3 separate regions of the Homo sapiens genome follow, and all the other regions are linked to region 2. The links are chromatin contacts, found by Hi-C or POLR2A ChIA-PET in ENCODE. All regions are on one chromosome and are shown on one strand. The core of a region is the stretch at or near the end of the contact, and the rest is flanking DNA. Distances in the headings are between cores, read along the strand shown. Region 1 overlaps NIFK-AS1 (NIFK antisense RNA 1). Region 2 overlaps CLASP1 (cytoplasmic linker associated protein 1). Region 3 overlaps NIFK-AS1 (NIFK antisense RNA 1).

The links. A loop is a pair of places that touch in the nucleus more often than their neighbours do. ChIA-PET counts read pairs that join two places held with the same protein, here RNA polymerase II (POLR2A). Pooled maps may share reads with other maps.
Region 1: a loop to region 2 is called in a pooled map, with 1.9 times the contacts of the local background. The contact joins two enhancer-like sites. A Hi-C loop is called at or near these places in 2 of 50 pooled maps. POLR2A ChIA-PET finds 5 or more read pairs at or near these places in 6 of 52 experiments (BJ, Caco-2, H1 and 3 more).
Region 3: a loop to region 2 is called in a pooled map, with 2.3 times the contacts of the local background. The contact joins two enhancer-like sites. A Hi-C loop is called at or near these places in 2 of 168 maps with a recorded cell type or tissue (heart right ventricle and prostate gland) and 3 of 50 pooled maps. POLR2A ChIA-PET finds 5 or more read pairs at or near these places in 7 of 52 experiments (BJ, Caco-2, HEK293T and 4 more).

Annotation. Positions count from the first base shown.
Region 1 is chr2:121,699,079-121,702,274 of GRCh38, forward strand. All of the region lies in intron 2 of NIFK-AS1 (NIFK antisense RNA 1), which reads left to right. Among named protein-coding and RNA genes, the nearest start is that of NIFK, 36 kb to the right of the region's middle. RefSeq lists enhancers at 620-739, 897-1,396. Within about 2 kb of position 1,598, at least 19 of the 41 ENCODE cell types and tissues checked have a DNase peak (open chromatin) inside an H3K27ac peak, as active enhancers do.
Region 2 is chr2:121,616,025-121,618,944 of GRCh38, forward strand. The region is part of intron 1 of CLASP1 (cytoplasmic linker associated protein 1); the gene reads right to left. Among named protein-coding and RNA genes, the nearest start is that of CLASP1, 32 kb to the right of the region's middle. RefSeq lists an enhancer at 1,682-1,731. Within about 2 kb of position 1,432, at least 4 of the 41 ENCODE cell types and tissues checked have a DNase peak (open chromatin) inside an H3K27ac peak, as active enhancers do.
Region 3 is chr2:121,717,619-121,720,677 of GRCh38, forward strand. All of the region lies in intron 3 of NIFK-AS1 (NIFK antisense RNA 1), which reads left to right. Among named protein-coding and RNA genes, the nearest start is that of NIFK, 18 kb to the right of the region's middle. Within about 2 kb of position 1,278, at least 5 of the 41 ENCODE cell types and tissues checked have a DNase peak (open chromatin) inside an H3K27ac peak, as active enhancers do.

The DNA.
Region 1 (3,196 bases), core at 348-2,847, 83 kb after region 2:
GCCTATAATTCCAGCTACTCAGCAGGCTGAGGCAGGAGACTCGCTTGAACCCAGGAGGCGGAGATTGTAGTGAGCCAAAATCATGCCATTTCACTCTAGCCTGGGAGAAAGAGCGAGACTCTGTCTCAAAACAAACAAACAAACAAACCCCACCAACCTGGGTAACATGGTGAAACCTTGTCTCTACAAAAAAAATACAAAAATTAGCTGGGCGTGGTGGTATGCACCTGTAGTCCCAGCTACTTCAGAGGCTGAGGTGGGAGGACGGTTTGAATCCTGGAGGTGGAGGCTGCAGTGAGCAGAGATGGTTCCACTGTACTCCAGCCTTGGCAACAGAGTGAGACCCTGTCTCAAAAAAATATGCATTTTAGGTATATTTACCCCACACACACACATACAAATAGGCCAGTGCAAGATGAGCCAGAAGAGAGCTGCTTCGTTCAGTCTGAGTGACTAAGAGTGATGATGCCATCCACCCAGACAGGAAGCAGACCGGGTGAGCGGGTTTGTGGGGAGAGATGAGGTCAGCTCTCAGAGGTGACAACGCTCCTAATGATCAAACCCTCAGTAGAGGCCCACTGTGCCCGCATGGGAGGTGCTTTGCCCCCACCTCCCTCAGCCTTGCAAGGTGAAGGCTCTTGCTTTCATTTCACAGGGAAGCTAACGGTGTTTAGCCAGTATGACCCAGATTTGTCCAGCCCACTGTGCCTGTCTGGGTTCGGGTGCTGAGGGCCATTCCTTGTGATGCGGCCAGCAAGCAAGGGGCGACCTGGAGCTGAGAGAGGAGGTGAGAGTCAGAGGAGCTGCAACATTTCCTGCACTGAGATCCTGGTAAAGCCACAGGCATGGCTTGGCCCCCGCAGGAAGGAAGCAAGAGGGAGAGAAGGGGGAAGCCCTACATGTAAGACACTCTCTCTACTGAGTCCTGCCGATCACAGCAGCTCCTCCTGGAGAAATGTCCACCCCAGTGTCGCCAAGTTAAGACCTCGGCCTTGCTCAGCACCTGCCCAGCAGCTGATGCTAGGACCTCTGCCAAGCATGAGGAGAGGAGCCAGCTCAGAGTGACTCATTGTACATCAGCCTGGCTCCATGGATCCGGATCAACGCCCTGGACCTCACCTGGCAGTGAGGAACCAGTGGGAAGAGAGGTGCGTGCTGGACTCCACTGGACAGCACGTAGTCTCTCGGTGGAAGCAAAGACACCAGCCTTGCACCGAGCCAGCCCAGCCAGGGAAGAGTGGAGAGGAGGCAAGGCTGGGGGCTGGTGGGTGACTGTGTAATTCCCAAGCCAGGTGAAAATCTGTACAGGTTTTGAGGAGGAGGTCACTTCTCAGCTCCAAATAATAGAAGCATCCAGAAGGAAATAACCAGAGGCTTCTGCCAATTGATCTGGAGACTGGGAAAAGGTCCCACAGTTATTAATAACCTCTGTGTTCTGGGAACTGATTTCATGCACCAGACAAAGGGATTAAAAAGTTGCTGGTGAAGGCAAAGTGGTTTCAGCCAAAGCTCTCCTTTCTGTCTCCCAATAAATGAGCATTTTTCTCCACAGAAACCCTTAGAGCTGATTGGCCCTTTGACAAATCTGGTGAGCTGGGAGCTGTGTGGCTGATTGGCATATTTTGATAACCACTCTGTCGTCGTGAAGCACTTTCTTCCGGCAACCCCCATTTCACTCGCTCTGAGTATGGGGGTGAAAACAGTTGCTTCTGTAGCTTCTGAAAAAAAGCTGAGGATGGAGCCCACTCCTGGCCTGAGCCCTTAGAAGCATGTCCTATAGGAATCCTGGAAGAGAGACACTATATTAATTAATCCTTCAAAGTTAATGCAATGAACTTCAACTCGTACAACAGAGTTGTGGTGATGCTGTTACACAGCTGCCCTTCACAGGTATTGGGCCCACTCAGTAAGGGGATACAAATAAATAGGTTAAGATCTGAGAGACTGTTAGAGAGACGGCTTCCTGTAGAGACAGTGTTAGAAACCACAGTCAGGGCTGGGCACGGTGGCTCACGCCTGTAATCCCAGCACTTTGGGAGGCCAAGGCTGGCGGATCATGAGGTCAGGAGTTCAAGACTAGCCTGGCCAACATGGCGAAACCCTGTCTCTACTAAAAAAAATACAAAAATTAGCCAGGCGTGGTGGCAGGTGCCTGTAATCCCAGCTACTCGAGAGGCTGAGGCAGGAGAATCACTTGAACCTGGGAGGTGGAGGTTGCAGAGAGCCAAGATTGTGCCATTGCTCTCCAGCCTGGGCGACAAGAGACAAGAGCAAGACTCTGTCTCAAAACAAACAAACAAACAAACAAACAAACAAAAAAACCAAAGTCAGCACAGTTAGTTTGCTCACTTACTAAACTATGAGCAACTTGAAGGAAGGGTAAGTGTCTCACCCATATCCATACCCATATCTGACAGTGCCCATCAAGATTAGCTGCTTTGTAAATTAATAATAATTGAATGCTGTTGTGACATGGTGTTATTTCAAAAGACAACCAGCCACTACTTACAACTCCATTCCTGTGATAATATATTTCCTGGTCTCAGCCAAGGAGATAAGAACTGAAACTGCCTTTGCAAAATTATGACTGAGACAGTGAAAGAGATCTAACTTCACCGACTCCATCTTCCTTCTAACTTCTAAGCTATCCTTGTTCTTTCCTGGGCATAGGCTAAACTAACTTTGGGAGAAACTTAGTTTATAGTTTAAACAAAGATGGTAACAGCCCTTTCCCAAGCTGACCTCCTTCTTGCCTGAGGACTAGATTGCCTTTGTAGTACTAACACTAGCTACAAGATTAGAAATTGTGGTTTAGGAGTCATGCAGCTGGAGGCTACAAGATTCTGACCCTCCCTACCCTGCTCCTAAGATCAGTGCCTGAGATATTCTTCAGACCCTGCACTTGATGGATCAGCTGGCACCACCCAGATCAATAAACTGGCTCATCTGATCTTGTGGTCCCCATCCATGAACTGACTCAGCACAAGAAGACAGCTTCCACTCCCTATGATTTCATCTCTGACCTGCCCAATCAGCACTCTTGGCTCACTGGCTTCCCCTCACCCACCAAATTATCTTTAAAAGCTCTGCATGGCCAATGCTGGGCACGGTGGCTCACACCTGTAATCCCAGCACTTTGGGAGGCTGAGGCGGGTGGATCACGAGGTCAGGAGATCGAGACCATCCTGGCTAACAC
Region 2 (2,920 bases), core at 182-2,681:
AAAATTAAGAAACACGAAGTCAAATCATAAATAAGGAGTTCAAGAAGCCTTAATAAAATAATATTCCATACCAGAGTATCAAGAAGGAATTAAATTACCAGCACCAGTTAATCAATAACCACATTAAAAAATCTCCCTGGGGCCAGGTGCGGTCGCTCACGCCTGTAATCTCAACACTTTGGGAGGCCAGGGCGGGTGGATCACCTGAGGTCAGGAGTTCGAGAACAGCCTGGCCAACATGGTGAAACCCCGTCTCTACTAAAAATACAAAAATTAGCCAGGCATGGTGGCAGGCGCCTGTAATCCCAGCTACTCGGGAGGCTGAGACAATAGAATCGCTTGAACCTGGGAGGCGGAGGTTGCAGTGAGCAGAGATTGCACCATTGCACTCCAGCCTGGCAACAAAGAGCAAAACTCTGTCTCAAAAAAATAAAAAATAAAAATCTCCCTGGAAAACAGGGTTGAAATTTAAAGCCAATAGGTTGATAATTTAAAGCCAGTTCTGGAAGAAGGTATGGTAGTTTCATGCCAGAAAGAAGGTATGATAGTTTAAAGCCAGAAATTAGCAGGATCTACTCACACTAAGTCAGCATATTTCTATCAATAAGACAATCTTTTCTGTATTAGGATGATTTCTGCAACAATTACAATATGATCGAAAACGAAGAAAGACGCGCTGCCATGCCCTGCCAGCAGGAAGTCTGTTCTTAGTCTACCTGTTCCTTCTGTCCTTTCCTTCTCTTTTTTCTCCCTCCCACTGTCCCACTCATTTTGAGGCCCACACATTCACTCAGTGAGCAAGCATTTACTCTGACAGGTATTGAACTATGCTAACTACTAAAAATCACAAAACTTTGTAGAGACTTCATCAAGGCCTTCAAGAAGGTCACTGCCTGAAAGAAGAAAGAGACAAACACAGTCAAAATAGTATGGGGACAAGTCTTAAACCAGAAGTTTGCAGAAAATGCTGTAGGTAGAAGAGGAAGGAAGATAAAACTGCCTGAGGGAACTCAGTAATGCTTCAACTGGGAATTGCAAGGATGGGGCACTGCACCTACCAACTAAGCTAAGCACCAAGCAGCTCAGCACCGGGGCAGCCCCAGCTTTCATTTGTCAGTCACAGGTCCTTCCCTGTCTTCCACTGCAGACTCACACTCCAGTCTCCCTGACTCCCTCCCTATCTCCTCTCAGCTTCCTTAATGGTTTCAGCACCCACACAGATGACAACAACTCCTCCTTTCTGCCTCCTCAGACCTATAACCTTCCAGTTGTCTGCTCCCAGGAATCAGCGATCTCTCCTCCGCTAGCTCATTCCCAGCAGCTTGTAAATGTCCTCTAAATCACTCATCTTACAAAGGCCCTCTCTTGAGCTCACATGCCTTTCATCAATGACACCATCAACAGTGAAGCTTCTTTAAGCCGTTGTCTACACCAGCCAGCTCCACTGATGCACACTTCCTGTCCCCTCCACAGACCCTCTGATCTGGCTTCACTTGCTCACTCCACAAGAGCAGCTCTTGTCAGAATCACCAGTGACAGCCATGTTGGCAAATCCAAGGAAGACTTTTCTGTACTTAACAAACTACACCACTCAGCAGCAATCCAAAGTCGATCGCCCCTTCCTTCTTCAAAAATTCCCTACTTGTGTGAAAACAAATGCTTATGCCTTCTTGCTACTTCTCTGGTTGCATCTACTAATTCATCTCTCATCTCTACCCACCTTCCAGATCTCTGTTGGTGGGCTCAGTCCAATGCCTCTTGTCCCCTCACACTGCTCACTCCAAAATAACCAGCATCCATTCCCATGCTTATAAACTGATGTCTCCCAAATTTGTATCTCCAAGCCAAATACCTCTGAGCTCTAGTCATATACGCTGGCCTCCTTTTGGTTCCAAACTCTTTACTACTTCAGGGCTTTTGCTTATGTTGTTCCTTCTGCCAAAAACTCTCCTTACACCTATATTGGCCCGGCTATTCTTTTTCATCTTTCAGACTTCAGCTCAAATGCTAGCTCCTCAGAGACCCATTGGAAGGCCATTCTAGGGGTACTCCCTTGTCACTGCATGCTGTTCTCTACTTTCAAGCACTTAAGGTGCAATTCTACCACGTATTTACTGTCTGATTTCCCAACAGGACTGTCAGCCTCAAGAAGGTAGGGACCTAACTATATTTTGTTCACCTAATGCCTATAATGCCTGTTGCAAACAAGGTACTCCAGAAATACTCGTCCAAAGAATAAAGTTTGCTTGGGCTGAAAATCAAAGGACAAACAGTCACTGGCAGTCATAAGTTGAGTTCCATTCTTTCTTAGAAGTAGAGGTAAGGGAGAAGGTAGAAAACATCACAAGTAAAAGGAATGTGCAAATACATATGGACAAAGCACAGACGCAAGAGTGTGCGGCCTGTTCAGAGGAAACAAGCAGTCTAGAAAGATCACAGAACTGGTTCCCAACCTGTAAACATTGCTGATCCTCACTCCTGGGATGAAAGGGGAAACTTATTAGAAGGATGTCTGATAATTATTCCATACATACACCAAGAATTATCTATACAGACAAAATATCATATTCATATGTTTTAATACTGAGAAAGTATTCATATTTTTCAAGCTTACCTTTATGCATTATGAATGTATTATGAATTTTTTAATGCAAAAATAATATAAAAAGTGTTTCTAAATTCTTAATTTGATGTTTTTATTTCAATTAACAAATACTAGAAATTCTACTAGAGTTCTCTAGCTCTGTAATTCTAGATACTAAGAAGATGAAATAATTCTCGAAAAGCCTGTAAAATACCAGTCAGGCATACAACAGAAAGACTGTACAGAAATAAGGCCCAACAGTCCATTTCTTGCACCAAAAGTCAACAGTGCTTTGGTCTTGCAGGGAAATCTATACAAGTCATCTCTGAACTGGAG
Region 3 (3,059 bases), core at 28-2,527, 100 kb after region 2:
TCAGCTACTCAGGAGGCCAAGGTGGGAGGATCACCTTAGGCCAGGAGTTCGAGGCTGCAGTGAGCTATTATCATGCTACTGCACTCTAGCCAGGGCGACACAGTGAGATCCTGTCTCTAAAAACCAATACAAACCAAACCAAACCAAAACTGCTTTGGCCATGCACAGCGGCTCACGCCTATAATCCCAGCATTTTGGGAGGTCAAGGTGGGAGGACTGCTTGAGGCCAGGAATTGGAGACCAGCCTGGGCAATATAGTGAGACTCCATCTCTATATAAAATAAATAAATAAATAAATAATTTGCCCATAAATATTGTAAAATTAATCGAAGTTATATTTCTTCATCTTTATACACAAATTCATAAGGTAAATATTTTCATGGTTCATGTCATTGGAATGTTGTATTGCTGGTGACCCAAACCCATTTGGTAAATATATTTTCACCAATTGTCAATTATTGGAAAGATGTTTCCTAAGCACCAAATTGCTTAAGGGGCATTTGATAGTGGTAGTTTCTGTCCTGTAGTAGTGTAGACATTGGTGGGCTGAGGCCGGGCGCAGTGGCTCACACCTGTAATCCCAGCACTCTGGGAGGCCGAGGCAGGTGGATCACCTGAGGTCACGAGTTCAAGACCAGCCTGGCCAACATGGTGAAACCCCGTCTGTACTAAAAATACAAAATTAGCCAGGTGTCGTGTCGGGTGCTTGTAATCTCAGCTATTCAGGAGGCTGAGGCAGGAGAATCGCTTGAACCTGGGAGGCGGAAGCTGCAGTGAACCGAGATCGCACCAGTGCACTCCAGCCTGGGTAAAAGAGTGAGACTCCAGCCGTGCACAGTGGCTCATGCCTGTAATCACAGTACTTTGGGAGGCCGAGGCGGGTGGATCACCTGAGGTCAGGAGTTCAAGACCAGCCTGGCCAATGTGGTGAAGCCCCATCTCTACTAAAAAGGCAAAAATTGGCTGGGCGTGGTGGCAGGCACCTGTAATCCCAGCTACTCGGGAGGCTGAGGTAGGAGAGTTACTTGAGCCCAGGAGATGGAGGTTGCAGTGAGCCGAGATTGCGCTACTGCACTCCAGCCTGGGCAACAGAGCAAGACTCCATCTCAAAAAAAAAAAAGTTAACACTAGGGTATAAACCCCTTTAATAATTTTGGATTTTTGCCAATCTCTTTAAGTGCAATGAGTTAACTGTAGATTTTCTCTGCCTGCTTCAACCTTCTCAGAAGCTGGGACCTCAGGTTCATGCCACCGTGCCAGGCTGACTGTAAATTTCAAGTGCCTGGGATCTATTGCCACCTAGCGTTATATTGCTCTGAGTTATTTCAAGGCTGAGCATTTAAGAATAGAAATCTTGTTAGCCTTCTTCATTCCATGTGTGTCCCAGTGCCCCATTTCTGCTCCCAATTCATAAAGTCACTAGGTCCCTCTACCAATAACTTGGAGAAGAAAAACAAAACAGCAAAAAAGGAAAGTCAGCCAGGCGCGGTGGCTCACGCCTGTAATCCCAGCACTTTGGGAGGCTGAGGTGGGTGGATCACTCGAGGTCAGGAGTTTGAAACCATCCTGGCTAACATGGTGAAGCCCTGTCTCTATTAAAAATACAAAAGTTAGCCAAGTGTGGGGGCAGGCGCCTGTAATCCCAGCGACTCGGGAGGCTGAGGCAGGAGAATCGCTTGAACCAGGGAGGTGAGGGTTGCAGTGAGCTGAGATCACACTACTGCACTCCAGCCTAGGCATCACAGCGAGACTGTCTCAAAAAAAACAACAACAACAAAGGAAAGTCACTAGGTCTTGTCTTTTACTTCTCCCTGTTTTTTGTTTGTTTATTTTTAGAGAGGGGGGTCTTGCTCTCTTACCCAGATTGGAGTGCAGTGGTCCCCTCCAGTGCTCACTGGTGTCTCAAACTCCTGGGCTCACGCAATCCTTCCATCTCATCTCAGCCTCCCAAAGTGCTGGGATGACAGGCGTGAAGCATTGACCCCAGCCCTTTTCCTTTCCATGGCCACGAATAATCTAGCATTTATGCTAATCTCACTGAAAGTAAACTTTAAGAACTTGAGTCAGTTCAACTGGGTCACCATAGACAATCTGTGGGCAAGCTACCTAAGCTCCCTGGGCTTCAGTTTACTCATCTGCAACATTACATATGCAAACATGTAATAAACATTAATTATTATTGCATACTTCATGTTATGCCTGAGTCCTTTTTTTATTTTTATTTTTTGAGATGGAGTTTCGCCCTGTCACCCAGGCTGGAGTGCAGTGGCGCGATCTTGGCTCACTGCAACCTCTGCCTCCCAGGTTCAAGCAATTCTCCTGCCTCAGCCTCCCAAGTAGATGGGATTACAGGCACCCACCACCACGCGTGGCTAATTTTTTTGTATTTTTAGCAGACAAGGGGTTTCCCCCATGCTGGCCAGGCTGGTCTTGAACTCCTGACCTCATGATCCGCCTGCCTCAGCCTCCCAAAGTGCTGGGATTACAGGTATGAGCCCCTGTGCCCGGCCGCCTGAGTCCTTAAATGGAGTACAAGCGTTGAAAAGTCATTATTACTTCCTATTTTATGGTCAAAAGGCAGAAATTAGGTTTCTCTATGACAATTCAGGCTGATTGTTTTAAGAGATTTTTCTTTTTTTTGGGTCAGTCTTGCTCTGTCACCCAGGCTGGAGTACAGTGGCATGATCTCAGCTTACTGCAACCTTGGCTTCCCAGGTTCAAGTGATTCTCCTGCCTCAGCCTCCTGAGTAGCTGGGATTACAGGCATGTGCCACCACGCCTGGCTGATTTTTTTTTTTTTTTTTGACACAGAATTTCACTCCAGTTGCCCAGGCTGGAGTGTGGTGGCATGATCTTGGCTCACTGCAACCTCTGCCTCCCGGGTTCCAGCGATTCTCCTGCCTCAGCCTCCTGAGTAGCTGGGATTACAGGTGCCCACCACCACAGCCAGCTAATCTTTGTACTTTTAGTAGAGATGTGGTTTCTCCATGTTGGTCAGACTGGTCTCGAACTCCCGACCTCAGGTGATCTGCCCACCTCTGCCTCCCAAAGTGCTGGGA